4 separate regions of the Mus musculus genome follow, and regions 2, 3 and 4 are each linked to region 1. A link is a loop called in an ENCODE intact Hi-C map of the cell type or tissue named here. Cell type or tissue: heart. All regions are shown on one strand. Each heading gives the region's core, and the rest is flanking DNA. Links, peaks and the distances in the headings are about the cores only. Region 1 overlaps Bmper (BMP-binding endothelial regulator). Region 2 overlaps Bbs9 (Bardet-Biedl syndrome 9 (human)). Region 3 overlaps Bmper (BMP-binding endothelial regulator). Region 4 overlaps Bmper (BMP-binding endothelial regulator).

Region 1 (8,543 bases), core at 1,986-5,985:
CAAAGCATGAACCACAAGGAAATTTATTTACAGAAACTGGCGCAAATAATGAAAGATAGCTGGGCACATGGCTGTGGCCCACTACCCAGGAGGTTTAGGTAAGAAGGTAGCAAGTTAGAGGCCACCCTTGGCTGCACAGTGAGACCTCATCTCAAACAAAAATAAAAACAACATAAGCAAAAGCAGAGAAATTCCAGTCAGCACCACAACAATAATCAATAAAGAAAAAAGGCAAAAGTCCCAGTCCAGGATGTAAGGTTGACATGGTTTGCAAAGAACTAACTGAGTCTCTTGAACCTTCAGGGCTGACGGAGGTGGTCCAGACTGTGTGAGGTCAGAAGTGAGTCTAGAGGACAGCCAGGCTGGAGAGAATGATGGGATCTCTGGCAAGTTCACTCTCCTCCCACAGTGCGTGAACAATGTTGGTCTGAGGTATGATTCATTGCTAGGCTCATGGTAAGCCATACAAACCACACATATTTGGAATTTACTAAATCATTTGCTGTATCTGTGCTTTTGTCCAACTTTGTCTGAGACAAATATGAGAGTTTTTGAAATATAGAATCATTTCGATGAACAGTTATGTTCAAGAGTATCTATAAGGCACTATACCTATTATGGGGATGGAAGGAGCGGGTGGGTTTGGCTGTGTATTTAAATTTAATATCCATTTCTAATTACTTTTTATATTTCTTTTGTCCATTTTAATGCGACCCTAATTTTATCACTGTTACACACTGGGTGGGTCCCCCATTCTAACTCCCCATCTCATCTCCTCCACTTGATTTCTCTGCAGTGCATCTTTCCAGTCCTCACCATGTGGGATGGATTCCAAAGCTGCCTCCTCACACTGTTCCTCACTCTCTGAATAATAGGATCGATTGCCAGCATGAAAATGTTGCATTTTAATCAACAAGGTGAAGGCAGTGTGCACCCCAGGAGAATGAGAGTTCAGAGCCTACCCTACACTGAGCACTAAATTCAAGTTTGTTTCTTTGTTTTTAAGATTCTTGGTGCCACTCAGCAAGTTAGCACAGAGCCAACTAAATCTCATGGGCTGAAAGAAATGGCCTCAGCTTAGAAAATCCAAAACATTATCACACTACCAGAGGGGACAACATTCTACTCATGTGCCTGCTCTCTCAGCTGTGAACAGGCTTCCCACATCTGTCACCACATCTGCCCCAGTAACAACTATGGCTTCTCTTGAAGTCCTGACCATAGTTGCAATGAAGTTTTCATTGATCAGAACATTAATAGCTAACATTTGTCAAAAGCTCACATCCTATGGTAGCCTTCTTTTGCATGCCTACTAATGACGGATGAGCCATCAGAAAATCATCAAACAAACGGTTAAGCACATCCCAATAGATGCCTAAACAGAGATTTTCATCTAATCATTGAAAACGTTTGTGTATGGTACTTATGATTAAGGAAATGTTTTTGTCATGGTGAGTGAAAATCCAGCAACCTGGATTTGTTCTTTATTTCTAGGATAATCTTAGCTATCTTACACACACACACACACACACACACACACACACACCCCAAACAATCTTAACTTCTTGATGGAGCCACAAATAAGCCTTTTTTCTTCCATATGTTTTTCTAGTTTTGTTTTGTTTCTGTTTTCTTCTGCCTTTAATAATAAAGTGTGGGCACTCATAGGTAAAACCAATTATTTGACAAAGCAAATCCTGAAAGACGTAACAGAAACTGAACTGCCCTAATCTGGCCTCAGGAAGCCTGAGTTTGCTCTTGGCTGCATGAGAAGCAATGAAGGCTATCCAGAAGAGACCCAGAAAGTGGAAATTGTGTGTGAACAGGGCTGTCAGGAGAGATATTTTTCAAAAGTCTTTAATTTGTGGGAGAGAAGAGTTTGGAAGTTGGTATGATTTTTTTCTGTGTGACTGCAATATAGAAGCAGCCAACAAAATTTCAGGACTATGAGAAGGCTTGAGAGTTATGTGTTACACGTGGGGACATGAACATCATGGGCTGAAGTCATTGTGAAACTTTGGCCCCTGTTTCTGGCACCCAAAGGTCCCCATGCCAGATCCCAAAGGAACCGGAGAACATGTGTGCTGTAGAGTGCCGAGAATAAGACTGTCAGCGTGACAGAAACCTGCCTGCCTGGGAAAGAAGGCGTCCAGATAATACTCTGGGAACCAAAGTGAGCAGTGGAACCTCCCAGCTATTTTCAGGAGAGACAGTGAAACGCACAGCCATCCAAGATATCCAGATGTCTGGTCACACCATTCTGGAGAGCTTGACCTGATGGTTAGGGCGATGAAGAGGGAACTGTAGAAACAACATGGATGTGTTTGGATGAGCCTTGAAGACACAGAGAAGGATTCATCAGTTTCCCTCCATGGCACATTGTGTGCCAATCTTTAAGTCAAGTCTTTGGATCTCAGTTTTTCTTTTCAATAAGTGCAAATAAATGCATATGTCTAGAGATCAGAAGTTGAAAATTTCAAATATTAGAATGTTGGCCTTTTTCATTTTTTTTTTTTTTTTTTGGTTTTTGATTTTTGTTTTTTTGCTTAGGCAATAGGACTACATGTGGTAATTTCTTTTTTATGATAATATTATTTGCACTTTAATTTCTTGTGTACTTTCAGAAAGGAATGTTGGCTTTAAAAATCTAAGATTCCTCCATTTGCACACATCACATTACCATCACACACTTACTAAGGTCACTGCTTCTCAACACTCTGTTCCAATGCTTGTCTCTTAACTGCCTCAGATTTTTAAATTTTGCCTCAGGTACACCTATTTTAATGAAATGTCTTTTCTTTGAGAGCAGTGATCATTCTCAAAACATCTGTCAAAGACAAAATAAGAACCGTAGAATCCCAAACCACAGAGACAAAACTGAGAGAAACTGTGTGGACTTGAGTGTAGTCCGCTCCCCCAAACAACAAAACAAAACAGGAAAAGTGAGAGAAAGAAGCAAAGGTCCCTTCATATTTCTGCCTCCAAGAAATATGCCTGGTCTACAGTTCATGGTGTGTGTGTGTGTGTGTGAGTGTGTGTGTGTGTGTGTGTGTGTTTATTTTAACAGAGTTAAGACAATCCTGAACATGAAATTTTACTTCTTATATTTCACTTAACATGTCATAAGATTTCCACAGTCATTCAAGTTATGTTTTCCTTTGAAAACCCAGAAGAGGATTTTCAGTCTCAGTCCATTACTGCTCCAGAGAGGGAGGCCTCTCTAGTCACTACATGGATCAACACCTTTCTGGAGTGGCGTCCTAACCACAGGGCACGACACACATAAACATGGCTTTAAACCTTTCTCAGCACAAACTTAAGGGAAACAGGTCCTTTGGGACTCTGGGTCACTGAGTCATGCTGCGCTTTTGGGACCTTAGCAGGGTGAGAGTCGTTTGATGCCAAGTCTTAGGTAAGAAGCAGGAAAGGCTGGGATTAGAAATACTGCCTGAGACATGAGCCAGCTGCTATTCACTGAGGTGGCTTCTGACACTGATAGTCTGGTTAAAAAGCAGGCCCTGAGTGTCTTCTACATTCAGGAGCTCTGGCTTTGCACAAGGTGTCGGTGACAGCTGTTAGCCTGCGAGGCTTTGGGGAGGCAACAGATGCTCCACCAGGTGGCAGCTGGATACCTATAAGCATTCACATTTCCTCTAACTTTACTTGAAGGGGTGGCACATAGAACAAGGTAGTCTCTCTGTTCCTGCCAGTGTGTAACCCATCAGAGACAGCAACTGGTCTGCATTAGAAAGAAAAAGCCCAGATTTTTTTTTTAAAGTTACATAGGAATTTTGTATTGTGGTAATTTGTTTTCCCATATTTCCATCACTTCACATACTCACCAACGTTCTCCCTAACTTCAAAGATCAAATCTAAACTGATTTCAGATACCAAGCCACAGCTACCATTCTAGACCTACCTAGTATAGCCTAATGCTTCCCACCTGCCCCTGGACTCATCCTGTCCTACCAAAGACCTCACAGTTCACACACATGTGCATGCATGCTTGTGTACATGCACACAGGAACCTGTGTACACTCATATCCTTAGACAAATGTAAATGTACACATACATACATACATACACAATACACACATACATATACAAGTACACACACACACACACAATGTCTTTAGCTCTATGGCTTTAATTCCATCTCTCCCAGCAACATCCCCCATGACTACCTCAGCCACTGTCAATTCTTTCTTCTAAATTTAAAGAGCAAAACAGATCTTTACCATACAGAGTCTCCATTTGAACCCAGAGTATGCTGACTGGCTGGCCACAAGCCTTATTCTATCTCCGTGTCCCCAGTGCTTGGACACGAGGACAGGTTTTGACTCATGCTCTGCAAATCCAAATTAGGTTCTCAAGGTTATAGGGTATCAACTGACCATCTCCCTGACAATGCTTATTCATTTTTTACCCACCTAATGGTTATAATGTATTCATAGTCCTGAGTCATAGGCCTTGAACTCCTTACATATGCATTTCATGTTTACCTCTCAGTGACCAGAAAGCCCACTGCCACACTGAGCCTCCAAATGCACACCTGTGCTCCAAATGCACACCTGTATATGCATTACTTGTATTGCAGCAATGTAAGGCATACTACTTATCAAGTATCAACAAACATTTGTTGAAAATGGGCTAATTAATTAAACAATATATTTGGCTACAAGAATTTGCCTACACTGAGTTTACTTAAATAAATACTAGTGACAACACATGGCAGGTAGCCAGTGGAAGCTTGTTTAATTCATTAAACAAGTTATTTATGAATACATTAAGAACAAATGCACTATTAGGGAGAACAGAAAGGGGGAATTATAGTTGGTGCTGAGAAAAATCACCCAGGGATCCCAGTGTGTTGGTCTAGTTGCTCAGGGGTGGGCAGCAACTCCTCTCCCTTTGCAAAACCAATTTCTTCAGCTGAATGGACAGGTACCCCACAAAACTGACTCAGAATCACGGACATAGAATAAGAGACCTTAATTCTATCCCTACATTGACCAAGTGGGACAGGCCAATCATGCTTCCTCAAAGAACACCAGCCCCCAAAGCCCAAAACCAGTGCATGTGATATTGGATAACAAAAGAAAATGCAATTTGCAATTCTCTTCATTGACCAGGAAGGCAGGGACTTGGCATCCTACATTTGCATGAGAAGAATGGAACCAGCCAAGACTTTGAAGATGGAGGAAAAAGCCAAGGGCCAAATGATGCAGGTACCTTAGAATCTGCGAAAGGCAAAAAAATGGCTCTCTGCCTGAGACTGTACGAAGAACACAGCCTTGTTAGTGCTTTGATTTTAGCCCAGTGAAACCTATTTCTGACTTTGAACTCTAGAATGTGCAAGATAATTAGTGATGTTAAGCTATGATTTTTGTGGAATTTTGCTACAGCATCCACTGGAAACTAATAACTTAGCACCAGCCAAAGCACCTAGTCCAAGATGCTTATATCAAGTGTCATGTCAGAGGCGTTCTGTATTTTTATGTCTCTTTTCTTCCTTACCATGTCTCTATACAACTTGTATTATTACATTAATTTATTAGTAGTGCGTTTGTAGAAGGTGTCTTGGCCCATGGTCTCTCAGCCAATAGCACTAGAGACAGAATCTAGAATCTTCTGTCCAAGGCCAGAACCTTCCCCCACTTGTGTCTCTACTTAGAGCATATACACTGCAGCATCTCAAAGATGTTACTGATGACTCTTTTTTTTGGGGGGGGGGGTTTCGAGACTCTTAATGAGAAAAAAAATGTGTCTACATTCTTCCTAGGAAAACAGCCTCTGGGATGTTGCAGGATTTTCCCTGTCCAATTACAATAGGGCACTGGGAGGCCTGTGATTGGACAGGGAAAAGGGAGGTGGAGCTAAGAGTTGCAGAGACAGGGAGTTTCTCAGAGAGAAGGAGAAGGAAGATGGCTGCAGATGTCAATCCACACGGCATTGCCAGACACAAGTAGTTGTGGTATTAGAAGGTTAGATTATTGGGATAAAGTTTTTATCATTATCAATTGGCTCAATTATTGTACTGGCATCTTATAAATTCTTGTGGTCTGGCCGGTCAGCAGGAGCGGGGGAGCACGGTCTGACCCTGCAGAAGTTGGCAGGTTCTTTTTTATTATTTCCTGCAACACTGGGATATAGAGGCTCTTAAGACTGATCAGTGGCTCAAGCCTGATAATCAATTAGGAATATCTATTTAAGTCGGGCAGTGGTGGTGTGTGCCTTTAATCCCAGCACTTGGGAGGCAGAGGCGGGCAGATTTCTGAGTTCAAGGCCAGCCTGATCTACAGAGTGAGTTTCAGGACACCCAAGGCTATACAGAGAAACCCTGTCTATCTTGGAAAAAAAAAATATCTACTTAAAATCAGTTACAAAATCCAGCATATGGTCCTCTTATTTAATGTGTTCCTATTTCATATCCCCAACTTCAAGGTCTAAATTGAAGGTCAATTTCAGCAGTTTATCTCTGTTTTCCAGAATGTAAAAAACTCACAATATTTCCCTTCCTTCCTTCCTTCCTTCCTTCCTTCCTTCCTTCCTTCCTTCCTCTCTCCCTCCCTCCCTCCTCCCTCCCTCCCTCCTTCCCTCCTTTCTTTCTTTCTCTTTCTCTCTTTCTTTCTTTCTTTCTTTCTTTCTCTCTTTCTCTCTTTCTTTCTTTCTTCCTTTCTTTCTTCTTCCCTTGCTTTTTTGCTTTTTCACTAAGTAATTGTTTATTTCATGCCATATACTTAGGAAAGTCTGCTATATAACTAAGGTCACTCACTGTCCCCATGAATAACAGATGAAGAAAAGTAACCAAACAACAACAAAACAATGTTCTGCACCTTCAAAAGTTTTTGTTGTTTGTTTCCTTTTGAGACAGGGTCTCATGCTGCCCTGGAACTCACTCTATAGATGAGGGTGGCCTTGAACTTACAGAGATCTGCCTCCCAAGTGCTGACTAAAGACTAAGCTTGTTGTAGAAATACTTACTACTCCTGCTACTCACAAGTTGACCTAACATTATCTTCTCTCTTTACATAGTTCTTTTTATAGTGGAGCTGTGCATCTGGACTGAGGAGATAAATATCACATCTCTAAATTAACTTATTGTCTAGACTTAGAATGCTAAGGACCTTTGGAGAGTTCTGTATTTGAAACCCCATCTTACCTTGCCACTTAGTGGCTAACAAAGCAGACACAAACTCCTTATGTAACATAGGTTTGTTTACCTAAAGCTACTGCAGTACAAATTCACTGAAAGAATAGAGCTGCTCACATTATAGTGAGCATCACTTTTCTGATTGTGAGCAAAACTATAAGAGGATATGAAGTACAGAGCTGGTGAGAGTATAATGAATTGAGTCCCTCCATAAAAGACAGAAAATGTAGATTAGGGACTCCAGAGTGGAGTTAGACTTCTAGGCTACAGGAAGAATGCCAATAAAAGACAAACAAAGGAAGGAAGCAGCTTGTACCACAAGAGTGGGAGACAGATCTGTCTGGAGCAAGGACTTGCTTCAGGGGACATGAGACACTCATACTGTGTAAATAAATTGGCCTGCAATTCATTGCCAGTCTGGAAAGTTTAAATATATTACAAAGAATCAACATTTCTTAATGTCTTTCCTACAAAACATTAATCCTGCCTGTTGGATCATCACAATGAGTAAAATGTTAAAAGCTCTGCAAGACCAGTTGGGGATGCTCTGTACTTCCCCATCCTCCTGAAAGCGTACAGTGCCCACTGAGTTTGGCAGCGAGGAAACGTGTCTAGGTCTTCCCCACTCAGTGTGAACTGAACATATGAAGTTAGAGAGTCTGCATTGGAGGTATTACTCAGGACTATTGCTCAATGCCAGGGGGTTTACAACACAAACCTTGGGAAGCTCAGCTATGAAGGGAGGTGGTCTAGTTTTCATGATGGATGTATTTGGGTTCTGAAGTGGTGTAGATAAAGAACTGAAGGGACAGGGATGGGGGTTAGTAGAAAACAACAGGATGAGGGTACAACCACCGTGGGAATAAAAAGGAAATTATTTATTAGGAAAACAGCATAAAGAGGCAATCAACTAGAGTTGATGACTGATTAGCAACAGGGGAGAGAAATGCCAGAAATATGAGAAACAGCCTTGAGTCTCCAAACCTGCACAGCTGGGCGAATGTGGAGGCCAGAATTCAGTCAATCAACAGTGCTTGGAAACAGCCACGAGCCCCTGCAACCAACTCCTAACTCAGATAATGTAGGGAACCAAAGGTAGCAACTGTGAATTCTATTCAAGTGCAATACTTACAAGAATTACTCCCTGGGAAGGATAAATACTAAGGTCCACTATTTCACTCACAGAACATGGAGAAGCCCAGCTGGAATTTTATCCCCAGTGACTAACTTTCACGGTGCTGTAAAGTACCACACATACTATCAACTGAGAAGTATAATCATCCATCTGTGAACTCTGTAAACTACAATAGCAACGAGCCTGACAAGGTATGCCCACAGGTACAATACCAGCACAGCCATTGCGGAGGTAACCAATCACTTTCTCTATTAG
Region 2 (4,000 bases), core at 1-4,000, 690 kb after region 1:
TAATATTATATAACATTTTTAATTCTTTGAGAATTTCACAAGATGTATGTAGCATATTTTAACAATTATTCTTTTTAAAGTATGAGTTGGAGTAAAATAAAATCCCTATTTTCTTACTTAACCAATATATTTTACAGTTCCAAGCATAAAGTATCACCACTGTGAAATCACACACTATTATCATATCTTGCTTTCTCTCTAAAAAAACAAGTTGGCAGAAAACAGAAAGGAAAGCTTCTCTTAGTAAATTACTAATGCAAGAAAAAGTCAGCTGCTCTGCAATGGCGAAGCCTGATTCGGTGGCATGTTTCAGTCTACAGCGGTCTGTAGATGAGATCTCACCACAGGGTGAGATGAATCTCCTGCACGGCACGGCGAGGTGATGCAGTATGTCATACGTCTTCCCAAAAGCAGCACAGCCTAAAGCATAGCAGCTCCTAAACCTGCAGCACCATCAGTTCATACATGACTCATATGTACAGAGCACCATGCACTCATACATGACTTATATGTACAGAGCACCATGCACTCATACATGACTTATATGACTTATATGTACAGAGCACCATGCACTCATACATGACTTATATGTACAGAGCACCATGCACTCATACATGACTTATATGTACAGAGCACCATGCACTCATAGATGACTTATATGACTCATATGTACAGAGCACCATGAGCTCATATATGACTCATGCGCATGAGAAAAATACTCCAAGCACAATAAACTAAATGGTCTCATTTAAAAGAATCTGTACTCTTAGATTTTATATGTAATAGCACACATTCACAAATCTGGATGTCTATATACTAAATTGAAATTATATAGCTTTAGTGGTAAGATTTGGGTAATTGCTATGTCTTTCTCGTTATCTGTATTTTCTGATATAGAATTCTCTGTCCATGTCAAAATACGCCATGCTGATGCTTCCACACTGTATGGCACCATTGCCACGTTCCTTCTTCCTATGCTGCTGGCAAGCAGAGAGCATCTTGAGTCTCGGACAGGCAGGGGACAGGCAGGGGACAGGCAGGGAGTATCCTGACAGCAGCTGTACACAAGGAGCCCGCTCCAGGTCTCTGAGGTTTCCATCGATTTTTCTTAAATGTGAAATTCCCATGTGTTCTTACACTTCAGTCTAAGGAAAGGCACGAGCTTGTTTTGCAACCACTGGCTTTTGCTGCACTCTGCTGGAACATTCCCTGATGTTCTCCACGATCACTAAGTATGCCTAGATCCTGCTACAGCTGAGGAAAATGGTCTCATAGACAGTTACATATTTCCAGGGTCAGTTAACAGTAATAAAAGGGTTGGAGTTTACAAGCACACACCAAACATTTGTTCACGTGTTAAAGAATGGCTGTGCACATTGATTATGGTAAGGTAGAGGGGGCATCGTTAAACATTAGCAGTTCCTCTTTTGTACAATGCACTTAGCGATAGATTTATTTTTCTCAGCACTTCTAAGCAAGCTGAACAAATCTACCTTCAGTTACCACAACAGTGCAGTAAATCCCTGGACACACCTAACCTGACTCTTAGGAAGTGTCAAGGTCACCTGCTTCTTGTTGTGTTTTAATCTGAACTGCATTAAAGCAGGTCATTTTGCAGTTTACTGGGAAGTAGCCAAGTGACTAATACCTGCTTTATCCAGTGACCAGCACTCAGGTCTCAATCGCTCGCTCAATACACCCCCAAACACCCCAAAACACCTGCAGTCAATAACCAGTATGAAGCTTGCTTGGTGAAAAGTAATCTACGCGGCCCCAAATTCCACAAAACCGTGGAGAACCCTCCACACTACCTGTGCAACAGACCAGCCCCGGGCTGTGCTCCGGGCTGGACTCTCTCCACACAGAGGAAAACTTCACCTCAGCCGCCTTGGACGTTGCCAACACAGATTTGGCAAGTATCCCGGTGGAGAAAATACTTCTCGATTTTTAACTAATACCTGCTTAAATTTTGTTTTGGCCTCATGGCCTGGAAAGAAAAGTCTGGAATGACCCCGTCTTTTGACTTTATAATCTGCATAAATCTCTCAAAAAGAGGCTTCACCAGGAAACTTTCCGTGGAACATTTCATCTACAGAGAGAGAGAGAGAACTCTGTGGCTGTCCCAGCTGCACCTCAGAGCACAGTGAGGAGACTGCTCTGCCTTAGGACAAAGGTACAAAGCGCTGAGCGGCTTCAGCATAGATCCCAGGCGAGGCCTCACCCAAGCTGGCAAACACCAACTGCACGCTAGCACCCCCAAGTGTCAGGTGCCTGGCCAACAGCAAGGCCAAAAAACCCAGGGCCAAAGGAGCTCAGTGTTAGGGCCTTGCCGGTTTTGTTTTGTTTTGTTTTGTTTGTTTGTTTCCGTGAATGACTTTTACAAAGCAGCTCTGTGTCTAGGGGAAAGTCACTACCCTGCCAAAGAGGACAGCCCTACTTGCTAAGCGCTTAGGGATCGGTGGTCACAGGAAATCATCAGCGCCTGCGTGGGAAAGGCACCCTAGCTTACAGAGGAAGAGATGGGGCCTCAGAGCTTCAACAACCTGCCCACAGCCACAAAGATGGACAGTGCAGACACAGAAACCCAGGTTCATGGAACCCTGGAATCTGTCAACCACACCAAGCTGCACTGTGACCCTGGCTCTTATCCCATCTCATCTATGAGAGGTTGGAAGAGGTCATTATATATTCGAGGCATCTCTCTATTCCTCCTTTAAGTGAATTAACTAATTTCCAAGACCTCTTCATATTCAAAATATCTACTATTTTTAGTGTCTGTTTATGTCTTCCACCTGCCCTTACACTCATTTTCTTCGATGTAGCATTGGGAAATAAATTAACCAGTCTACACTAGTCAAAGGTAATCAGAGAAGTTTTGTGTGTCTGACACTCTGGTACTGAGCATAAAATCTGTAATTATCAGTAATATTCCTACTGAACTTGACTGTTACTGGATTAGACTAGTTATTGAGTAAAGGCAGGCTAAACAAAATGTCCACTACATCTAAGGGACATAACCTAGTTTGTAAGACTCCATTCCCTAAAGCTGTTTATTATTTACTTGACATAATTTTGCAAAAAAAATAAACATTTATAATCAAATAAGGGGAGGAACTTATATCATACTATCACCATTAAAACCTGGTTTAATGGCATCCTGTATTCATTATTTATCACAAACTCTAAGCATATTTACACAATAAGGTGACACGAATTTAACTAAAAAAAATTATTACATTTATAAAGAAACAACATGATGCTTTTGAACAACCTCCCATTTCCGTCAACTTATTTAATTATTAGTGACTTCAAAGGAAAAGAGACATTTCTAAAATCCATTTTTCTCAAAAATGTATTATTTTATCTCACTATTGATGTATAATTTAATTAAAGCTCCAAGCCCACATTTTTCTTTCTAAGTGGCAGGCATTTTCATTAACTAGCACATAGTTAACCCATTGTCACAGTCCCCTAAAACAGCCCACATGGTGGGGAATAATTAAGGTAGCTAGGGGAAAGGTCACTTAAGACTTCACCATGGTGTGAGCTCAAATTATAGGTTTGAGCAAGCCGGGAGGACCAATGCTCGGGAAAATGTGCAATCTTAATGGAATGCAGAACAAATGAACGTTTTAACGTGTGATGCTACTCGGTTGCATAATGGGATTTTGTTGAGTGCTACAGGAGGCAGAAAATAAAAGTAACCCTGCAGGGTATGCCTGTTAACTGCTTCAGGCTCGGGGCATTATTGGCTCACTAAATGGGCACATAATAACATGAAAGACTGGTTCTGCCCTCTGGTTGGTGCTTTTCTGTTGGTTGCTCTTTTTTAAAAGACTGGGCAAGACCAAGCCTTTTAGGAATTTGTTAGCTTGTTTCCCAAGTTTATTCTCTAGCCTGAGGAAGAGGAGCTCGTGACCAACGCCCTCTTGGCCTTCCGCCCTAATCTATCATTAAGTCAACCAGAAAGGTGGCTACAAGATGCGTTCAGACTGAGCCC
Region 3 (8,543 bases), core at 1,729-5,728, 94 kb after region 1:
AAAATAAAATTGGAGAGTGTAAAGAGAGGGACCGGGCTTCACATGCAAGCCACACAGCAATGACAATGTTTTACTGGAAAGAAGGAGCACTGCGAGCAGCCATCAGTCAGAGCATAGAGAAAAAAACAGAGAGAGAGAAAAAACAGAGAGAGAAAGAGAGAGAGAGAGAGAGAGAGAGAGAGAGAGAGAAAGAGAGAGAGAGAGATCAGAATTCTCCCTCCTGCCTACTTACAAATCCACCCATAAGAGCAGACCCCTCATCATCTAACAGATTCGTCGAGTACCCACTTCCTAACACTACCACAGTGAAGACTAATGCTAAGCACATATTCAGGGGATGTGGCACTCTCCAGGTCCTAGAACTTGACAGTGTGCCCATACCTGGACTTTTATCATCCTTCCTTACCCCATCTCCCACATAAACTCATAAACGACCTGAATTAAGTTGTTTGCTTCAGGATTTGTTTCTAGGGAAATCCAAACATAGATATTAAATGTATTTGCATATTAGTGTTTATAGTCATACTTGTATACATTTGCGTATATATGTATATGCATGTGTGTATCTCTATATAAACAAGCAGACTGATAAATATAGACTATGTGCACACAAATATGTATTTACATAAATACAGTTGTCCCTCCACATCCATGGAAGACACAACTGTGGACCCAGCCACCAGCAGATCCAAGGATGTTTGGGAAACTGTCTATACTGACCACATTAGATGGTTTTGTCATGAGTCCCCAAATAAAAGAATTTAATACTTAAATTATTAGACTATGGCATAATAAAATTTACACATCATTTATATTGTTTTGTCTTCTAAGTAATCTAATGATTATCTCAAGGAAATGTGTGTTATATGTGATTGCTATGCACTTTCACAAATTTAGATAAAGAACTTAAACATCTGATTTGCGCATTTATAGGAGATCTGAACAAATCTCTAAGAGATCCCGAGAGAAAGATGGCACTATGTGTGTGCTTGCATGGCTCTTTATGCAGCACTAGCACTTTTTGTTAAAATGTACGCTCCTTCTCTGTAGGGGAAGCCCACAGACTAAGACTTTGAATGCCCCTCCATGAACCCTCACCATCCCCAACTTCCACCTCCTCTCTCATGCACCTTTCCCCTAGAACGTCTCAGTCAAGTGCTCAGTGTCTCACTGGTGCTGGTTAAAACCGTTCATTTCCACACTCTCACTCAGGAAGAGGTCACCTCGCACCTTTGTATGTCTGACACATCTAAACCCCCAAACCAGCCGCTGGATAAGCGTGGTAAGCCACAGAGTCAGATCACGAGTTTGGAACATTACACTACCAGCAAACATCCCCATGGCCTCCACACTCAAGATAGGTCCATTAGCTGCCCAGAGATCACTTCGTCTTTTTTTTTTTTTTTTTTAAAGTAAACTACATCAAAAGATAGCAAAGGGGGAGAGTATTTTACGGCCAAGCCATTTTAATAATGAACTACCAGAACTAAAGTTCATACCTTAAACTTTTGTATTCATGAAAAAGAAAATCTGCCATGAGCATATCCCATATCCTAGTCCACCACACATGCTGTCCTCAAGGGTGAGTCCATCCTCTTTCCCATTTATTCTAATGGTCTAAAGACCGGCAATGAGGAACATAACCAAAGCCAGTAGTTACCAAGGACTGTGGGTGCACAGGAGACTGGACTAACATCAAGAAGGGACACAGACGACAGGTCTGGGGAGAAGCATCTGAGCAAGAAAGCTTGGACAAACATCTTTAGATTTTTACTTTTCTCCACTGGAAATGAAAGCAGGACTTCCAGGGGCCTGAACTTGGCCTCAAGTGTGCTTCACTCCGCACATACTGAATTTAAAAGCACACAAAAATCCACATGTCTCAGTCTGTAACCCCTACACACATAACTTCATTTCCAGCCCCAGTTCTGGAAACTTCTGACATCACTGGTGAAATGACAGGGATCTGTCCTCCTTCTTAGCACCTGCCAAGTTTCTTCTCCATAGAGGGCTGGCTGCCTGACTTTGGCACACCTTTAGCAGACAATTTCTTGATGCATACATTTACAATTTCCTATTGAAATCTGCTTTTTTTTTTCTCAAACTACTTCCAAAAGATTGTCATTGAAAAAAAAATATTATATATTCTAACATGGAAGAAAGGAAACTATAAATGGCTAATTTTAAACAAAAAGTAGAAATCACTAACATAAAAAAGTAAGACAAAACTAACTACTAATAGTAAGATGGAAGTAGAAGCTTTGTGGAAATATAGATGCTTATGCTTGTTCTGATTAGGAAGTGTGTCTGCAGTATACTGTATATATCCTGCGTTGTTTTTTATATCTGGATATATGCATATGTATCCCTCTTCTTCTCTGGCTCCTCCTTCTCTTCCTTTCTTCCCCCTTCATACAAGTACCATCATATGACAGAGCCTGGTCATGTTTACTGTCATCTGGACCTGAAGCTGAGTGAGTGTTTTCCGCAGGAAGGAACCTAGTAGAAAAAGACTCAGGAAAAGCCGTGAGTCCCAGAGCTTCACGTGCCCCTGCTTGGAAAGCATAGGATGCTGGAGTCCCTCGTGAACTTCTCCTTAATATCCTAAGATGTATCTGCATCATCACAAGTGACCTGAGAAGTGTGTGTTCTTTATTTCTTAGTGTGTACTATATCAACTCCTACTCTAGAGAACATAGCTCCACTAACTGCTGAACCCCTCTCTCCCCATCACCTCAATCACCACTGGTTTTACTTCGGATTTAAAATACATTCATTTTAAAACGCCCTGTAAAATCATAGAGAAGGTCTAACTCTTTTCTCACTTCTAAGCATGGTGGAAAGATGGGTCTCTGGGAGTCTCATTAATCTCTACTCTGCCTGAATGTGGTATTTATAGGCAATTTCCACCTGCCAAGGCCATACAATCATAGGTGTCCAGACCTCACCCCATCCCACAGGGCACATTGAGACTAATTGTTTGCATCTTCCGCTCTCCCTGGGCTGCACAGAATTGAAAGCTATCCCAACACGAAGTACCTCTGCTCCATGAAACAGAAGACCAAGAGTCTTCCCCCAAATGGGGGTGGAAGATCAGCTCCTCCACTTGAGGGGACAGTGGGTCTTAATGAAAAGCCAGTTTTTCTCTAGAGGGCACGGGGGAAGTTCTGCAGACAATGATAGTTATACAGTTGGAAACCTATAAGTCAAGACCAGGGTGCTACTGAACACTGGAAGGAATGCCTGCAAACCAATACATTACATAGCACAGGACCCCAGCCCAGGAGTCAACATCAACAAAGCAGCGAAGCTTGCCTTACATAGAGTGGGTTTTCCTTTGGCTCTGCATCTTAAGAGCCTAATGAGGGAGAGTGGAAAGATGAGGTTCCTCTCAGTAGATGCTAGAAGCAGCTAAACCTAAGGATCCCCTAGCAACGCCCTGGCAGTACTTACAACGCAGGAGCATGTAATACATTTGTTTCCTTCTGGCTGAAATTCTTCTCCTTCCCGGTATTGCACACCTTCAAACACACAGCCTGGAAAACAGAGCTTGGAATTAGAACAACAGAATTCGTTCAGTTTGGCAAGGTCATTCTACCCTCTGATTACCATCTTCTACCTGTACTCTCTACCTCTCCCCAGTATAAATCCTCTTTGATTACAATATCATGCAGAATTAAATAGGGAAAAATGATACAGTCCAGGTGATTGGCATGTTGGCACAGGTCCAGAAACCCTGAAGATGATAGAAAACAAATGACTGTGGAACTTGAGTCAGCCCATGGACCACAGATGTGCGATGGTGAATCACGCAGTGAGATTTGGAACCGCAGCGGGATGGCGCTGACCACAGCCAGGGGGACCAACTCCAGAGAGGTCAGAAGAGGTCAAAAGAGACCATAGCAAGGCCAAGGGAGAGAAGGTTGAGATGAGAAAGAACAGATGCCTCTGTGGGCGGCCACTTGAGTACCAGGAATAACACAGCCTGTTCCTGGCCCAGCATGCCCTCGGTTCCCACATCACCTTCCAATACTGCAGAAAAGAAGCTCCGTCCCTTGTCCCACAGATAATTAAAATCATAGCAGGTGCCTCTGAATTGGAACATGAATTCAATTCTGACACACCTGATGCCTATATATAGGGTCATGTTCAAAGGCAAAAATGGTCAGGGATAAGACAGGATGTGCCCTACGGCTTTCTGTTCCACTGTGTGTGTGTGTGTGTGTGTGTGTGTGTGTGTGTGTGTGTGTGTGTGTTAATGGGCTCTAGTGCCTGACAAGTTTATCTCATAAAAGCTCTCATTTCCAGGAAGTGTTTCCTATTCAAAAAGTACTCAGGGAAACACTCTAAATGACCCGAGACACAGGCTGGCAAGCAACTGTGTCAGTGAATGGCAAAACCACTTCCCTCAAGACTGTCCTCAGAAAGGCAGGATACTGAGGTCACACCCTACACAGTAGACAACATTAGAAATATGGGTAGACTTGTGTGAAGGACAGAGGAGTTCAAGACAATTCCAGAAGAAACCACCAGATGCTTAAAGCAACCAGCTCCTAAGGAAGAAGAAGGTTCCTGGTCTTCCCTGATTGGCTCCTGGTCCTATAAATCTTAGGTAACTGTCACTCTTTGCTCAACAGAAATACATGATGATAAAGCCCTGAATCCAAAATATGATAGCCAACTAAAGAAATTCAAATGATGACCCAGGCACAAAAACTTTTTATAGCTATAGCCGTAGCTAGCAATCAGCTGTCTCCTTGCTGTTCAGACGATGTTGAAAATCTTGGTAGCATGGCCTTCCCAGTTGCTGTGTCTCAGCATTGTTCATAATGACAGATGCTTAATAGTCTATTCCCCAAAGAGCACTTCCAACAAAGTGTCTTCAATCTTTCCCCATGTTTACACCTCTGACTGTCATATGGCTTGCCACAACAATCTATATTTGACAACTTAAACAACAGAATTTAAAATGAAAACTCGACTTCCATCACGCCCACCATCCTTGAGCAATACGCAGAGACTACAGTGAAGGAGCAGACAACCAAGAATGCCCTGAAATTCATTTCAGGAGGAAACTGCTCACATGTTTGTCATTATGCAGAATGCCAGTGTGATCAATGGCAGATGCCAGTCCTTCTGAGTTACCAGGGTAAATACCCTAAGGCTTTCCCTGACTATCCCTATCTAGAACCAGCTGAGGCTTCACTCCAAAACAAAAGATGAGACATACTGGAGAGGGCACCTTCTAAATTTGCATCCCAACATGGCTGTTGGAATTCAGGGGAAGGAGTAGAGCTGAGAGCAATCTCATCCCCGGGGGCTCACAGCCTGCTCAGTTATTGCTAGTGTGTGGCACTGGCATGCTCGTATTTAAATATTTGCCTTCCAGAACCTAAATAGAACACTTCTCCTGGAACTGATGGGGTAGGCAGTGTGATCTGATGGCTAAGAATGAGAAGAAATCTGATCCCAGCTCCATCTGTGTTGCTTGGTCACTATGGGCCTTGGTAAGACACAGTCGTGGGGCCAGATTTCTGTAGTTCTGCAGACACTTTGTGTACCCTTGGATGGTTGTAAAGACTTAACCCTGCAATGTGTACAAGGATGGAGTGCAGTTCTCTCCTTCCTGGGAACTGAACTAGAAAAGCCAGTGACAGAAGCAAGCCCCACGGACCACATGCCTATGTTTTAAAGGCAGCAGAACACAGAACTGTCTCCAGAGTGACAGGGTGTGAGATGCAGTGAAAGGTGTTGAGTTTTAAAGCTCCCTTCATATTACCCTCACATTACATAGCTCCTTGAGGGCTCCTGTGACTGAGGGGGGCCCGGAATTAATTCTTCATTGCTAGCTACTAAAAAGAACTAAATAATATTTTTAAAGTAATTATAAGGTTTAAATCTACATAGTAAAAAATATCTATCCTATTAGCAATCTCGAACTTGACTACATATAGAAATTATTTGGGCCTAACCACTAGCCTATCCCTGCCACTGCCTTGAAGATAAAAAAACAAAAAAAAACAAACAGGTGCAGCCTAGGCATTAACATTTAGTTTTCCAGGTCCAGTCTGAAGAGCTGACAATTTGATTTAATAAAGCTCCTATAGGTGTCAAAGGACATGCTAGCACAGTTCAAATCATCTAGCACTCTGAGAAAGAAAAGTATTCAAACAAACTGCTGATCAATTCGAAGCAGTTAGCTTATGGAATTGGTTCACTTCTAACCAGTGTTGTTTCCCCCACAGGTGTAGACTGAGGAAATGGCAGCTTTATAGGAACTTTGGAATAAAAGAAAGCTGAAGCTAAGGCCTCTCAGAACTCAAAGAAAACCAGACACAGGGGAAACTGTCTGTGGGTTTCAATGGAACTGATGTGTAGAAGAAGGACGATCTCTGCGGAACATCCCCCAAGGGGCTTCTGCTACCTCATGGGAAGGTTCAAAGAGTAGCCGGTCCTTTGCATGCTACCTCACAAAGTAGAGAATGGTAGTCGTGAGTAACATCTCCAGTGAGGAAAAGGCTCAAAGAAAACACAAAACACCTGTCTAAGACTATCAGCCGCAGGCTTAAAGGATCAGGAAAAACATCTCTCACCTCAAAATCCTCAGGCTCTCCAGAGAGAGAGAAAGAAGACACAGGAGCCTTCCCACCACTAGAAAAGGCTTCCTCTGCCATCCACTCAGGAGAAGGACAGCAGGCCCAGCTTGTTAAACCACGCTGAAAACTGAAACCAACAAAACTCCAAACTAAAGTCATGTGGGACACAGCTCTCCACTTTAAAAAAACATCTGGTCACCTCATCATCGCGACACACTCTGGCTGAGGAGGTATTGCAGTAAGAAGAAGTTTAAAAAAAAAAAATGCTGATCACAAGGAAAGCCATAGTCCTTCCTTCCAAAATAAGCATTACCTGTGGCTTAGAGAGGAAAGCAGGCCTCTGAGCTTGGGGATTCCACAAGCCAAGACCTACAGCATATAGTTCCTTTAAGTGCTAGGCACACAAGAGCCCAACAGCTATTGCTACTCAAAGGAGCTCCCTCTCCAAGCTCATTACAGTGTACGGATGTAAAGTTCAGTCTGGATAGGAGAGAGAAATGATGTATTCCTGATAGAACACAGCAACAACAACAGCACTGTGCTGCACCAGGAAGCTAATCAGCTTCCCTTTCTTGGTCATTACCTGGGCAGGTAGGGCAGCAGGCTCCTTGATGCTCTGCGGGATTTTTACAATGAACAACACAGCGCACCTCAGACTCTGTCACCACACCCTCCTGGAAAACAGAATGTCACAAGTAAGTCAGCCCAGAATTATCACTTGAGTTACTTCTCCAGGGAAATAGGAAATGGGACAAGTCCAAATCCCCAAAGTGCAAGGTTGGCTGTTGGACCTGGAAATGAAGATGCAAATGAAAAAAGATCCAACTCATCCGAGGGGATGCTTTGGACCTCGATTTACACGTCCTGTCCACCTGTTATTTATCCCGTCATGCAGCTGGCTTTGGTCCTGTGGCTTTTTTTCCTTTAAATTTGTTTCGAAGGATCTCCTTGCTGACTGTGAGCATCTCACAGTCCCAGATGGGTGTTCGTACCTGTTTTAAGTTGTCCTTAATGGCTGTATTTTCTAACATGGTTACGACAACTCTTAGCCATTAACTACAAGCACAGAGGAGGATCAGAACGCCGACACTTGTGAAAAATTCTTCCAACCTTCTAGGGAAACAGTCACCAGTTCTACAGCCTTACAAGTGCCACTTGGACGCAAGTAGAACCTGGGACTCAGTCTCCTCCATCAGTAAATGAAGAGATTAGAGAAAATTATTCCTAAGTTCATATTTGAGTGTGTCAAAACAGATTGGCATAGGTTCAAATGATGAAATCAGGAGAGTCAATACCAAACTGATCTCAGTAACTAAATGACAATGGAAGATTTGGGGGGTTGACCACTTGTTTGTTTGTTTTTTGTTTTTCGTTTTGTTTTTTTGAAACGGGATCTCGGGTAGTCCAAGCTTGTCTTGAACTGACAGTGGATGACCTTGAACTTCTGGCCCTCCTGCCTCCACCTCCTGAGTGCTGGGGTCACAGGGGGCATCACCATGACAAGTTTCAAGCAAAGCATTTTGTGAAATTAAATTTCAAGATCAGTCTTTGTTGAGTTTCCTCTATAATTCCCACCCACTTTTTCTAAAAGAATTCATATTCTCGGGAGTTTGATTTGGGTCTGTATGGAGAGTAGCCCAGGCTGAACATAGATATGATCTCATAACAAAGCTATTTTCTTCCATGTGTCTGCCACACATACACAGGGGACATTTTACTCTAAATGTTTTCATATCATGCCTGGCTTGAGGATGCCACTACTAGAATTTATTACAGCATTTATCACATTTGGGGCAAGGGATGCTCAAATACCAGCAATAAATATTTGAAACTGTACTCTCTACTTCTACAGCTGAAGCAAGGCGGTGAGGTAAGCTCAATTCTCCTTCAGTATCGGCCACCCAAACGGAGGCCTCAGGGGAATTCTCAGCAGGAATTTCTCATCGT
Region 4 (8,543 bases), core at 1,749-5,748, 140 kb after region 1:
TAATATTTGTGGAAATCATATTTTGCCCATTGGCTACCTGGGCCAAGATTGCATCGTGAGAACAAAAATATTTTCTCACGGCTGTCCAGCAAGCCTTAATAGTGGAGTGCATTAAAATGCACCGATCTAAAGTTCCAACTCAAATAACGACAAAGTTGAGCATTGAATCAGTTCAGTAAGAGAAAAAATAATATTCCACATGCCAAGTACAGACACAGCCCTCAGTGTTTTATAGCTGTGGGACAGCTGCATTACATTAGCACTTATGCTAATGAAAGTGTGGTAAGCATTTGCATCTTTGGTTTATCCCGAAAGGTTAGCTGTTAAAATGTCTTAGATGAGATCTGAACATGATGGCATGCCTAGCTCTATAGAGAGCGGGGAGGTGTTCTCCTGATCACACAACCTGACCAAAGTAACAAAGGCTCATGATAGGCCCCGTGAGGTGGCTTCCATCGAGATTTAAATCCCATGAGATCAATTTTATAGATAAGGAAAACAAACCACAACTCAGAGAGGGTAGCTGGCCTTCCTTCTGGTCTGAAATGGCTCCCGGGGCCCCAGGGAGAATCTTTTACAAGTGCCAAATGTGCACCAGCCATGGCCTAGGTCTGAGCTAAGGCTGTGGCTACTTATGGCTTTCGCTTCCCGGCAAGTGGCAAGTTAGGTATCCACAACACCAGCTCTGCTCAGCTTGGGACAAGCCTAAAGGTCTCCTCAGAAGAGAATAGGACAATGCACAGAAGTGACCTTAAGAAGAGTCTAGTGTTCTCAGTGTCCTTGAAGAGTACAGCTCAAGGGTGGAAGGAAGGCCTCATCACCCCTGGTCTAGGACCTCGGAGATGAGGCTATGGGGTGTATGAGGAATGAAGGAAGGCTGGGAGGGTGCACACGTGTGCACATTAGAGTCTGAGTGCCCGACCTACGCTCACCTACCCTGGCAGTTGTAAGAGAAAATGCACCCCTTTTGTGTTGCACCCCAAATTTCTTTTATGCGCTACAGTTTACAAGACACTCACAGCATCTAATTCTGAAATCAGCCTGGATTATCATCTTCCTTCAGGTGACTGGGCCTTCCAAGGAGTCACAGAACCCTACCCCGTGCCAATCACCATGGCAGTCCTATGGTGGGTGAGAGGGGGCAGAGAGGACAGGGTCTGCCTTTCAACAGCTCTCCTTCTACAGAAGCCTTGCCACTTCCCTGCCCTGTTGTTGCTTTGCTAGGTCACCTGAGGCCTGCCATGGCCTGAGTTAATATCCCCGAGATCGTCTCAAGTCTGACGGATGTACGGAGAAAGAGCAATCGCCACAGACACCTGGACCTCGTCCAGCAGGGCTGCTGTTGCTGTTGTTCTGCTTTGTCATTGTTTTGTCTTATTTGCATTTATCGGTTGACAGTGAGGGATAAGAGGGTGTGATTGACATGGGCAAAGAATTGTCCGTTCTCTCTCTCCCTCCCTGTTTCCATCCCTCTCTCCCTTTCTCTTTCCCTCCCTCATTCCCCTCCCCCCCCCCCCGATTTTCCCATTGTCTGTCCTGGGTTGTTATACCCACAGAGCTAACCTCACTCATTCATTCAGATCCTGTGGTACAGTAGTCTCCCTTCTCATCTGTTCGTTAGAGCAGCCCTACCACTGCTGAGGAGCTCTTAAGGAAAGCTGCCTGTGCCTCCCACCCACTGCAGCGCTGATCTGAATGATGTAAAAAGGCTAAGTCGATAAAGCACAGCTGTAAGAGTGTCCTTGTGTCCAGTGAAGATGAGGCAGATGACGGAGCTGTCTAGAGCCTATGGAGACAGCAGACCAGGTGGCCTGGCTCCAAGCCCTCCAATTCTCCAGGTCTTCTCGTCCCAACGATGATGGTTAGTGATACATTTTTAAAATTTTAGGTATTATTGGCCATATTCCCACTGAAGGCAACAAGAGCACCTAACGGGTGCACGTGTATGCCTATGTACGTGTGCACTGCTTAAAATTACTAGCTGTGACTCCATTTGCCACGCGTGGATTCTACAACTCCTATTTTAGCGCAGACTCCCTCACCCCGGGAAGACTGGGACTGATATGAATATCGCAAGCAGAGATTCAGTCTCAAGTGCATTTATGAGTGCAGCAAACTTGGAGAAGGGTCCCCCTAAGACAGTGTCCTCTCTAAAAGGAGGAGTCCTCAGAGTTCAAACTTTCAGGACAGTCAGAGTGATGGGGAGAAGCAATGTGAGAGCGGGTGAGTGGGAAGGTGCGCATGTTCTTTAGAACTGCTGGCTGAATTAGAAAGCCAGAACAGAGTCAAAACCCACAACAGGATCCCAAGATTCACAATAAAGAGCATTTTAGCTGTTGTCCACCATGCACGGCATTCCAGGCAAATGGTTTGTACAGTCACATCTGAAGTTTTAAATATGTGTGGACAGACAGACAGACAGGCATGTATACCTAAGCTTTGGGTATATATTTAGGGGATACAATTTCCTTTCTGTTTACCCTTAGGATTTTTTACATCCTATTGGGGTCATGTTGGAACTGCCAGATCCCATCATTTTTGGAGTCTGTTTGGAATCTGGTTGGTGTGGATGTGAGGATGGGCTTAGAATCCCAGGCCCTTGAGGAAAGAAATAATAGAGCTGCAAGATCACCGTGGGGACCCTGCTTCCTCATCCCCTTAATTGAGCCTAACAGCTACATGGGAAATTCAGACACAGGTAATTAACACCACTTGCCTGGCTTCCTGGGCTTGGACAAGTCACAAAACCCCATATCCTGGAGACAGTGGCTCTGGCAAGGAGTGTTATACACAAAGCCCCGTGTTCAGGAGTCTGTCATCCTCACAGCACAGATCACAGCTGAGGCTAAGCGTGCGACTCATTCGGTTCGGGTTTTAACTCAGCAAACACTTTCTGATAGTGATTCACACATACTGCTCACTTCCTCTGATGATATTTAGACTCTGAGCTAAGGAAGATCACACAGAACTTCATCTTAGCCTGATTCTACAGATAAAGAAGTAAGGCTGGGACATGTCCCCACGGAGCAACAAACACAAGTGAGAGAGGTCTGGAACACTGATCTCTGCCATGCAAATGCTACCTACACTTCAGTACTTGGGTACATTGTGGGCATTCAGGATACAGAGTGAGAGAAAACAATATCCCGCTTGGGTCCTCCTAGTATATTTCCACATGTGAGACGAGTCCCGTTTCCAGCAGAATCACTCCAAGGACCAGCCTCAGAGTCATGGGACTGTTACAGACACTGTCTGCTTTGAGGAGACAAGAAATATGACTATGATCAGATATCAACAGGGCCAGGCCTATCACACCTCTGAAAAGGCAGACTGATACCCTAAGTTTTCCACAAATTCTAGGTGGGTTTGCAGAATCATGCATTCTAAGCAAACAGAAACAATGGCCAAAAGGCCATATTCACACAAGGAGAAGGTGAAAACATAATAACCTAGCCATCGTGTTTGCGATCACTTCATGGTTCTTTGCTTTCTCGGTCACCATGTCTCTGTGCTTACCATCTCTAGGATCAGCCAGCTGGGGAGGTAAGTCTGAACCAGTGTCTCCTTTCAGAAAGATGGACCACAGACACCTTAATATCAACAAATGCTTCCCCCCCCCAAAAAAAATCATAGCCTTGAAATGCACCCTCAACAACTTGTTAACATGCAAAAAGTAAGGGGGTGGTATAGAGAGTTTAAAAAAAAATTACATGTCTGGCAAGAAAACTCCATAAGGACGCCAGCCAAACCACAGCTCCAGCAGAAGCCAAGTACAGACAGGATGACAGCAGCCAGCTTGCTGAGTCTGACACTTGCCGCCAGATGGCAGCACGGAGCTCCCCGGCCTTAGGAGTTGCAGCCTTGAGCCTGCCTCCTGCCTACAGAACTGTCTCCTGTCTGGAGAGAGTGGGATCATGAGTACTGAAGACAACTAAGCACCAACATGAAATGATTCTAGTTGCTTCCACACATGGAAAGGAGAAATTCCGTGGAGATGCTCTTGAATATTTCCACAAGTGTCCTGAAGATATTTTTTTTCCAAAACACTTTTCAAGAACCAATCCTATTATAGACTGTAGAAACTATTATCCCATGTTTTATCTATGTTAAAAAAAATAATAACAATAAACTGAAGATAGGAACTCAGCAGCCAATATAGTGGCAGAGGTGGAAGCAAGACTATTGCTGGCAGACAGTATGATTAAACCACGAAACAGTATCACAAATGTCCTACAATATGGCTGATGTGCCATACTAGAGATATCACACTGCACAAGTCTCTCCTGGAAGAACCCTCAGTTTCCTTCTGTTCTGGTCCCTGTGAAAGCAAGATCTTCCCCAAAGACACACCACTGGCCCTGCACAAAGATGCTAATTCAAACAGCCAGATCCTTTTTCAGAAGACTAGGAAGACGGTGGAGTTGTGGTCCCCGACCCGCCACCACCACCAAATGATGTCAATAGAGCACATGGGTCAATGAGTACTGTTGGAGAGGATAAACAGCTCAGAGTGGCTCTGTCCTAGGTTAGGACTCCCTCCTAGACGTATGCTCACATCCCTCTGCCATTTCATCACGATAATCTAACTTGGGGAAGGGACTTATAGAAAAGCCTTCAAACATCCCCATCCGAATGCAAACATCCAGAAGAGCAGACACACATCCATCCCCAATGCCTCCCCCATCCAGATGCAAACATCCAGGGTGAAGACATGCATCTATCTCCAATGCCTCCCCCATCCAGATGCAAACATCCAGGGTGAAGACATGCATCTATCTCCAATGCCTCCAGGCCCTCTATTTTCAGCTGCTAGAGAAAAGCACTTGTCCATAACCCTGGCAACTGTGAGAGATGAAGCAGTTCTCTCATGGCTCACTCCACTCCATTCTGTGGAACAGGGATAAATTCGAGCTTCAAGCATCTTATCTGCAAAAAGGATATTGGAAAGAATTCCCTGCAGATTAGAAGCCGTGGAAATGGGTGAGGATCATGGGACACTCTGACCCTGCAGACGATTCCTAAAGGCCTTATCTAAAGCACACGTGGTGGTGTTTCACATATGCAGTCTCAAAACTGCTCAGACAGGAATTCATTCTTAGGAATATGGATGGTTTTTGCCAGGTTTTCTGAGGAAGGAGACCACGAAAAACCGATCCAACATCAACGACTATATTCTCATTAGAATTTCTAGTCTCCCCATGCATGAAGTTAAATGGCTCAACTTCTCCTTGAAGTACCCCATTCTAACCCAACTCAAGCCCCCAAAGAGCCAAAGGGGATGTTATGGTACTTTTAAACAGAAGTCCCAGTTTCTCAGAGGCGATATTATACTACTCCTCATAAACAGAAGAATAATACTTGGTGTTTACATAGCACATTTCTTCTGAAGAACTCTGCAGACATTATTTCATTAATCCTCATAGGTTCCTTAAGTTTTTCAGAGGAAGAAACAGTCCATAGTGAACAAAAGTGTCTCAGGCCCCTCAAAGAACTGGCAAGCAGTTTAGTTGGGAACTCAGTGTGATTCCCAGGCCTGGATTAAGGTCCAGGCAAGAAGGTTAGTTGCTAAGACACAGCATTAAAATTTATAGGTATGTCGTATTAGAATTAGGTTAGCTCCAACACAACCTTGAGATTTTAGAAATAGATTAACGTGTAGTAGAGCTACTCTGGGAATTTTCCAGGAAAACTAACCACCTGGGCCATAGGAGTAATATCTTTAGCCTGTGCTAGTGTAAGACAACCACGGAAGGGCTTGCCCAGGACTTGGAAAGAGAGGAGACCTCACAGTACATGTCAGGCCTTAGACGTTCTTGAATGCAGAGATATAAGCAAATGTTGAAGAAAGAAAGGTTTATGTGGGGCCTAAAGACACAAAGGAAGTTGGCAGTTTGAACTGTCAGAAGTAATGATTCCTCTGTGATCAGGAGATTCTTTCTTTCTTTCTTTCTTTCTTTCTTTCTTTTTTTTTTTTCTTAGATTTATTTATTGATTATATGTAAGTACACTGTAGCTGTCTTCAGACACTCCAGAAGAGGGAGTCAGATCTCGTTACGGATGGTTGTGAGCCACCATGTGGTTGCTGGGATTTGAACTCCGGACCTTTGGAAGAGCAGTCAGGTGCTCTTACCCACTGAGCCACCTCACCAGCCCAGGAGATCTTTTGAAATGAGAAAATCATAATAATTTCCAAGGGTGTGCTGAGATACCCCACTAGTTGTCAATGGCAATACTAAATTTGTTTCATAGTTTATTTTTTTAAATTACATTTTCCCCTGCTCGTTCTTCATTCTTAATAACACAACTGACCTCTTCATAATTCTTATAAAGAAAGAGCCAGAAGAAAAAAGTAAAAGGTAGTCTACCTGCCACAAAGCCTAAGGGCACACAAATACAAGACATTGGGTCATGCAGTAGTTCAATGGAATTTGGCAGGAAAAGAGACTAACAAAACCATTCCTAGTGTGAGAAAGGTAGGAGTGAAAGGTCCTCAGAAGAGTGATGTGGTTTCCAAAACTTCCCTGTTCCTGAGCTGAGCTGAACTCAGTCAGAAAATAGGGAGGGGAAGGGCTGTGGCTCCTGCAGTTTGAGCCTCCAGCTTGTTTCAGGAAGTAGCATTTCCAAGTTTTTCTCCACCCTTAACCTTCACCACTTTTGCAAATTCCTTCAGTGGTCAAGGTCTCAAAGTGTCCCGGCCTGTCTCTAGTCAAATAGTGAGTGGCATGGGCTGTCCAGAAGATGCTGACCTCATCACAGGCACCCACATTTCTAAAACCCTGAGAGTCCTGACTGGACTGAACACCTGTAGTGCTGTTTGGACCCTTCGCTCACACAACGAGCCTTGGGAAGGCATTGGTGCTCCTTCTGCTTTTTGAGGAAGAAAACTCAGGACCAAGTTTGCACAGCTAGTCTGTCGGGACTCTCGTTCCCAGATAGCCAGGGCAGAGACTCACACCGGGCTCTCTGCTAGGGAAGTGTGACTTAACCACTACAGTTCATAGCTTTGTCGAAAGGCTCAAAGGAGCCATCTTTCTCAGCAGCTAAGAATTTAAATATTTTCCTTCATCAAGCATTCCCAACTTTCAGACCATTATAAACCTTGGTGTTTTATGGTTTCATTTTGAACACACAAGTTAAAAAAAAAAAATACTGCGTTTTAGGAAAGACAGATTATATCTCTGACTTAAAAACGAGCCCCAGCTTCTAAGTAACCAGTCGAGATCATTTGCAAGATGGATCAGAAGCTGGACTCAACTCTCTCAAGTCCTTTCATTTCTTCCTCAATGTGTATGTACGGGCGTATCTTCCCATGAGCCTTGCAGCATCCCAGAGCCATAATTCTGGAGACTTTGTGTTAAAATGTCTTGTAAGAACATCGTGCAGCCCATTGTACTACATCTGGGAGTGTTGTTCTTTCTTCCCTGTCTAGGCTCAGTGAGTTTACCCCAGAGACCTGGGCCCTGGCAAACACGGCCTCCTCCGGCCCAGCTCGCAGTACAAACTCGGGACAAAGCTGCCCTTGAAACCCGACCATTTAAAAGACTTTATGAAGCCCACTGGGGCCAACGATTATTTTGCAACAAGTCATATCCCATGAAGAAATTCACTTCTCTGCAACACAAAACAGAAGGAGATTAAAGAAAAAGGCAGGGGGGTTAAAGAAAGGAGTAAGGACCCTGCTGTTCTGTCTGGCCAGAATCATGTCTTTTACTACCCGCATCCTTTACAAAGACGGTGTGCTGATGATATATGGCCCTCATACATCATGGAGTGACAGTGTTCTCCCAATACTGTACCTTGAAAATATGACACGTGCCAGCAGAAGCAACAGGGGATTAAGATGGAGGCTCCTTTTACATTCGAGTTCCCTAACATTTCAATTTTTTTAACAGGCTCTAGTTTGTTGGAGGAGTTATTGGAGGTCCTAGTCTGGTTTAAGGGTTCAGGTCTAGCACTTAGTTTTCCCTATTCAAGGGACTCTGAGAACAAAGGAACATGGGCTGTTACAATGTCCCGGCTGCTCGAGTACAGCTGTGATTTAAAACAGGGCAGTGTCAAACAGCTCCTCATTCTGTTTAATCATATTTTGAAATAGAACCAAAACATTAGAGATGGCAGAACACAAAAGAAATAACCACCAAATAAAAATAGTAGCCCAAAGAAAGTAACAGCCTGTTTTTTATTATACCGTACATCGTATAAGCAAAGGTCTCCCGGCAGCCCCACATTCACAGAACCAAAACAGACTGGCTAGAGAGCAGTCAGAGACTGTGACCGTGGGCTGTGTCACAGAAACTGTTCTGCCACCACACTCAAAGCAGACAGTAAAACCGAAAGGTTCACCGTGCCCTCCTCTACCAGTGGAACCAGGCATGTGAAGAAAGAACACTGGCATCCTTCATTTATTTTGGCCAAATGTTCAAATCTCCCCATCCCAGAGGGACTCTGGCAATTGAGTTACAGAAGAAAGTTTGCAATGCACAGAAAACTTCCAAAAGATTCCTAACATGAGAAGAATTGCAAACTAGGGGTGAGAGGAGTGG

The links. Peaks named below come from ENCODE experiments on the same cell type or tissue, not always from the same donor. Only the 100,000 strongest peaks of a DNase experiment are listed, where the experiment ranks them.
Region 2: it touches region 1 in a loop (2.8-fold over the local background); 3 of 42 quality-filtered maps call a loop at or near these places.
Region 3: it touches region 1 in a loop (2.6-fold over the local background); 2 of 42 quality-filtered maps call a loop at or near these places.
Region 4: a loop joins it to region 1, with 2.3 times the contacts of the local background. A loop is called at or near these places in 2 of 42 quality-filtered maps.

Annotation. Positions count from the first base shown.
Region 1 is chr9:23,389,942-23,398,484 of GRCm38, reverse strand. All of the region lies in intron 11 of Bmper (BMP-binding endothelial regulator), which reads right to left. Among named protein-coding and RNA genes, the nearest start is that of Bmper, 170 kb to the right of the region's middle. In heart, for the core only: a CTCF peak has its summit at 3,608 (motif pointing right); DNase peaks (open chromatin) are centred at 2,094 and 3,434; H3K27ac peaks cover 1,068 bases.
Region 2 is chr9:22,707,391-22,711,390 of GRCm38, reverse strand. All of the region lies in intron 19 of Bbs9 (Bardet-Biedl syndrome 9 (human)), which reads right to left. Among named protein-coding and RNA genes, the nearest start is that of Gm39309, 96 kb to the left of the region's middle. In heart, for the core only: CTCF peaks have their summits at 1,199 and 2,260; a DNase peak (open chromatin) is centred at 2,250; H3K27ac peaks cover 396 bases.
Region 3 is chr9:23,295,933-23,304,475 of GRCm38, reverse strand. It overlaps Bmper (BMP-binding endothelial regulator), which reads right to left. Exons shown (of 15, transcript NM_028472.2): 5 at 7,180-7,270; 6 at 3,454-3,536. Among named protein-coding and RNA genes, the nearest start is that of Bmper, 77 kb to the right of the region's middle. In heart, for the core only: no CTCF peak of the experiment used is centred there; a DNase peak (open chromatin) is centred at 3,885.
Region 4 is chr9:23,245,513-23,254,055 of GRCm38, reverse strand. All of the region lies in intron 2 of Bmper (BMP-binding endothelial regulator), which reads right to left. Among named protein-coding and RNA genes, the nearest start is that of Bmper, 27 kb to the right of the region's middle. In heart, for the core only: a CTCF peak has its summit at 3,821 (motif pointing right); a DNase peak (open chromatin) is centred at 3,815.